Regions from separate parts of the Homo sapiens genome. Here region 1 is linked to region 2. The links are chromatin contacts, found by Hi-C or POLR2A ChIA-PET in ENCODE. All regions are on one chromosome and are shown on one strand. Each heading gives the region's core, a stretch centred on a gene start or an enhancer-like site at or near the end of the contact. The rest is flanking DNA. Distances are from core to core; before and after follow the strand shown. Region 1 holds the start of TMEM247 (transmembrane protein 247). Region 2 overlaps LOC105374584 (a long non-coding RNA gene).

Region 1 (2,700 bases), core at 40-2,539, 170 kb before region 2:
TCAACTACCAAAGATGTTTTGCTGCTTTTTTCACAAAATGGAAGATGACAAAATACATTCCCCAGCCCTCCATTCTACCCACGTGGAAGTATGAATGATGGGTTGTATTAGTGTCCTAGGTTTGCTGTAACCAAGAACCACAGACTGGTTGGCGTAAATGACACAAATTTATTTTCTCGCAATCCTGGAGAGTCAGCATCAGAGATCAAGGTGCCAGCAGGGTTGGTTCCTTCTGAGTGCTAGGAGAGAAAGATCTATTCCAGGTCTACGATGGTTAATTTTACATGTTGACGTCAGTGAGCCATTGGATGGCCAGATCTCTGATTAAATGTTATTTCTGGGTGTTTCTGGAAGAGATTAACATTTGAATTGGTGGACTGAGTAAAGCAGTCTGCCCTCCTCAATGTGGGTGGGATTCATCCACTCCACTGAGGGCCTAAATGGAACAAGGCAGACTGCCAGTTGAACTGGTGCTCTCAATTCAATTGCCTGACTACATGAGGTGATCCGTCAGTCTTCTCCTGACCTTGGACTGGGACTTCCACCATCAGTGCTCCTGGTTCTCAGGCCTTTGCGCTCAGACTGGAATTTATACCACCCGCTTTCCAGGGACACCAGCTTGCAGATGGGAGATCATAAAACTTCTCAGCCTCCATAATTGCATGAGCCAATTCTGTGTAATAAATGTCATTTTATGTTTCTTTGGAGAACCCTAATACAATGCCGGTCTCCTTGGTTTGTAGATAGCCATTTTCTCCCTTGTCTTCACATCATCATCTTCTTACAAGGACACCAGTCATACTGGATTAGGATCCCACCCTAATGATCTCACTTTCACTTAATCACCTCTATAAAGACCCTGTCTCCAAATAAGGTCACATTCTGAGGTACTGGGGGCTGGGAGTTAATACTTCAACATATGAATTTTGGGAAGAGAGGGGGACCTGGTTTAGCCCATAACAGGGTTTGTGGAGCTGTGACTCATTTCCAACACAATCTTCATTTAAAAAAGGAACCCAAGGAAATGGATTTCAAATGGTGGAATTCTGAGTTGCATGAGTTGGAACTCTAGTTTTCAAAGCCATCCTTATGGGCAGCAAAGGCCCATCCTGCAGTTCTTAATGTTAGCATGTTACTACCTCAAAGGTGTCACACCCTCCACCAAAGGGGCCCTAGCAACTTGTAGAATGTAGGCTATGATGACGACAGGGGATTGTGATGGTGGCCAGGCTGTGGAATCTGGTGAGGCCAAATGTCAGCACCTCAAATGATGTCTTGTGACCCCACCTGGCAGCGTTCTGGTTTTCTGGATGGCAGCAGAGGACAGGGAGATGATGGAAGCCCGGGGTGCGGGAGAAAGTTGCCCGACCTTCCCCAAGATGGTGCCTGGTGACTCCAAGTCTGAAGGGAAGCCAAGGGCTTATCTGGTAAGGGGGCTGCTGTGTCTCACCACCCCCGCCTATTCCGTCAGGGGGAGCAAGAATACTGTAGGAACACATGCTTTGAGCTTCCAGACAACTGCCAAGAACATCAGGTGACATGTACCCCAGCCCTGTAACTGGCACCAGCTGTCACCAGGGACCAGGTAGCCCTCCATAAGATTGTGAAGTCATATGAAGCTGGGTTTGGTCTCCTCTATCTACCTCCCCACTTGGGGTCCTTTCCTTGCTGGGTGGATAGGACCTGGCTCCCCACCATAGCCCTCTTCCTGGTCCCCAAATATTTAGGTTCTCTCAATTCAGACCCTGGGTTTCTTTCTCCCTCTGTAACTTCCTGAAGACCTGGCATCTAACTGACCTCAAAGTCAGGTAGAGTTGAGGATGGGCCCGGAAGTTGCCTCTTTGGTGATCAGAAAAATCACTAGAAAAATGGACATCAATCTACTCAACTCCCAGTGCCTCCACTTGCAACTTTAGGGCACTATTACTTTGTGCTAGTTTGCCCTCTCCTTGACCCGCAGGTCCTGACAACTCCCGGTAAGAGCACTTCTAATAAGAATTCAGCCTAGATCTTTACAATTCAAACACCCCAGTCCACTGCGGCCTGGGGCTGCGGGAGTTCCATGGGGTCAGGGGCAGCCCCATCCTGACTCTTCAAGGTACCTCCCCTCCCTGCTTCCCCTACGCCAGGAGGCAGAGTCCCAGAAGCCAGACTCCTCCTATGACTACTTGGAAGAGATGGAAGCTTGTGAGGACGGAGGCTGCCAAGGGCCGCTTAAATCGCTGTCCCCCAAGTCCTGCCGTGCTACCAAAGGCCAGGCTGGCGACGGACCCAAACCCGCAGAGCTGCCCCCGACCCCTGGGACTGAGCGCAATCCCGAGATGGAGCTGGAGAAGGTGCGCATGGAGTTCGAGCTCACGCGGCTCAAGTACCTGCATGAGAAGAACCAGCGGCAGCGGCAGCACGAGGTGGTGATGGAGCAGCTGCAGCGGGAGCGGCAGCACGAGGTGGTGATGGAGCAGCTGCAGCAAGAGGCGGCGCCCCGCCTGGTGGGTGACAAGGAACGGGGCACTGGGAGGAGGGAGGCCTGGAGCTGAAGTCCCATGGGGCCTGGAGCAGGCGCCCACCTTCCCTGCTTTGCGCGGCACCCCACCCTGCAGATCCTGGATCTCGGCTGAAAGGGGCTGAGCATCCACTCGGGCGGTCTCCAGCCCTCTCCGCCTTGGCTCACTTCCAGAGATGTCTGCTCACTGCCTTAAA
Region 2 (2,700 bases), core at 177-2,676:
CCAGCTACTCAGGAGGCTGAGGCAGGAGAATGGCGTGAACACGGGAGGCAGAGCTTGCAGTGAGCCGAGATTGCACCACTGCACTCCAGCCTGGGAGACAGAGCAAGACTCTGTCTCAAAAAAAAAAAAAAAGGGGGGTGCAGTTTGCAGGCCAGTGGACTAATGCACCCTCACCATATAGCCCCACAGAAATTGGTCTGCCATGGAGCTCTAAAGAACTCATAATTTCTCCAAAAGGACCATCTTTCTACACCTATGCAATTGTTCAAGATCAAGGGTCAGCAAACTGTGGTCCACAGGCCAGTTGCATATTTATGCACATAAAGTTTTATTGGAACATAGCCATAGCCATTTATTCACATAGTGTGTATGGCTGCTTTTGTGTACAATGGCAGAGTTGCAAATCCTAAAATATTTACTGCTTGGCCCTTCAAGAAAAAGTTTCCTGACCCCTGTTTTAGTTAGTTCTGGAATGATGAGCATGTGTGGAAAATCCTCGGGTTGATGCAGAAGCTTAGTGGCTGCACAGTAGTGATACATTGTTTTCCCAGGCTATTTTATTGTTTCTTAATTTCTTAATCACTTTGTGGATTAAATTCATGGCCAGAAGTAACTCAGACATCTCTAAGGATTGTCCTATTGGCATAAGCTAAAGCACGTATTATTCTACATTCATGGATTAAAATATTAAGTAATTTGATCTAGATGATTGTTTACAGTTTAACGCAAATACACTTAGTCTGTTCTGATTATTTACTCAAGGATTATATTACTACATTCACTCAAGAATAATAGTATGTAATCATTTCCTGTGGGATCTGCAATGTTTGGGCCTTCCTTCAAATTCGGTTCTCTGATTTGTCTCCATGACATGGAGTTGGCCTTTAGGTTATGTGATTGAGGTTCCTCAAACAGGATGTTAATTTTCCACTCTTCGTGGCAGGAGAAATATAGTCTAATCTCATGATTTAGTGAGCCAAAGAGCTGTATCCCTTTTCACACTATCCTTCTTTTATAAAATAAATGTTAATTTTGTTTCTTTGTGCATCTTTTGGAACAAACTTGTATTTTCAAAGCCCTCACCCCATACTCAGGTGAGCATACTTTCTAAGGCAGCCCATTTGGAACAAATGAGCTTTAGCCAAGAGTTTAATGATAAAAATATATTGCTTGCAAAAGCTCTAATTTAGCACTCTGGTGCCTCCTACATGGTTTTGCCAACAAACTCATCTTTGCCTGGAATATAGGCTCTTCGAAGGCAGCTGCCACTCTCTCTTCAAGATGTGAGGGGGAAGAGAGTTTGAGGCTTTTCATTGTGAAGGACCCTCCACCCCCGTGTTCCTCCTACAGGCTCCTGATTCACACAGCACAAGTTGAGAAACAGGGAAATGGAATCTTCTTGCCCAGGCATGTAGCAGCTAACTCCTTTGAATCCGAAAAATGTGTGTTCATAATCACCAAGTTTGAAATGCAGAGTCATCACTGCTGCTGGAAATCTGAGGCTGGTTCAGAGCCAGACCAGCTGCTCCTGGGGCCCTCTTCTACTTAAGAGGCAGTCTAGCCTGTGGCCTAGCCTGTTCAAGGTTGCTCTTTCCCCAGAGCCCTGGTACTCCCTCTGTCAAGTTTCCACTTATCTTTCTGGCCTATCCAGGAACCCTTCTCTGAGTTCTCAAGGACTGGCTAGGTGTCCTGCCTCACAGTCACCTACAACCTGCATTTTCCTCATCATAACTTTGAAATTGCTACTTTGCCTATCTTCGCATGGGCTCTTCCTCCAACTACACTGTGAGAGCCTTAAATCCAGAAACCATGTCTTTTTTTTTTTTTTTCAAAGAGAGTCTTAGATGAATTTGCCAGGACTAAAATACAGAGTTCCTTGTTCCCTGTATATAGCCCACTATAGAAATTCAATGGTTTTTGAATGAAAGGATAAATGAGTGAATGAAGGGACTTCGGATCTGGCTGGGGCAGAGACTGTGGAGCTAGAAACTTAGGTTGCTTTCCCTTTCTTCCCTTCCCATCCCTCCTCTTCCAAAACCCAAGTCTGACAGGCTGTGAAGCACCTCTATATACGACTGATGGAGCTTTAATTGTTCACCCAATCTTTAGAAAAGATCCTTTTAATTCAGCACTGTGCCCGAAGTCCAGGCACTTAGCTCTGGATGCCCGACTGCAGAAAATACCAACAGCCAGTAGAAAAACTGCACCAATGCTGGGGGTCCTATTTTAATTATTCTAGAAAAATTCACTTTTTGCTCAGTGTTTGGTTTCATTTGGGGCTGACCTCCTTTCTTGCAGGCCCTAGATTCGTGAAATCTATATTAATCAGCAGAATAATATTAGCCAATTCCTTACCTCGTTTTTCCTTCCCCTCATTTGGACAGCTAGCCTGGTTTGTACTCCTTATCTCAGAGATGAGATGTGATAATAAGAGGCAGAGAAATAAAAGTATGTTCCTGGCTTTTGGATTCAGAAGTTGCCCTTATGGGAAGGAAAAAACAAACAAATGTGGCATAGATAAAATATTTGGAAGAAAAGATAACAAGAGTAGAAAAGAGTTTCTTAGGGGGAGGAAGTGAATTCATGGGAAGGTACAGAGGGCAGAGATGTTTCTGGATCCTGTGTGCTACTTCACCCTGGGAAGGTGACACAATTGCAGATGTTTTTGTGAGACTTGGGAGCAGAAAAGACATGTTCTTT

The links. A loop is a pair of places that touch in the nucleus more often than their neighbours do. ChIA-PET counts read pairs that join two places held with the same protein, here RNA polymerase II (POLR2A). Pooled maps may share reads with other maps.
Region 1: a loop to region 2 is called in a map of chondrocyte, with 2.4 times the contacts of the local background. The contact joins the promoter of TMEM247 here to the enhancer-like site in region 2. A Hi-C loop is called at or near these places in 2 of 168 maps with a recorded cell type or tissue (Caco-2 and chondrocyte) and 3 of 50 pooled maps. POLR2A ChIA-PET finds 5 or more read pairs at or near these places in 3 of 52 experiments (GM12878, OCI-LY7 and activated naive CD8-positive, alpha-beta T cell).

What each region holds. Positions count from the first base shown.
Region 1 is chr2:46,478,276-46,480,975 of GRCh38, forward strand. TMEM247 (transmembrane protein 247) reads left to right here and starts at 1,290. Exons shown (of 3, transcript NM_001424184.1): 1 at 1,290-1,427; 2 at 2,130-2,489. The coding sequence starts at 1,311. RefSeq lists an enhancer at 1-193.
Region 2 is chr2:46,644,430-46,647,129 of GRCh38, forward strand. The region is part of intron 1 of LOC105374584 (a long non-coding RNA gene); the gene reads left to right. Among named protein-coding and RNA genes, the nearest start is that of CRIPT, 29 kb to the left of the region's middle. Within about 2 kb of position 1,427, at least 16 of the 41 ENCODE cell types and tissues checked have a DNase peak (open chromatin) inside an H3K27ac peak, as active enhancers do.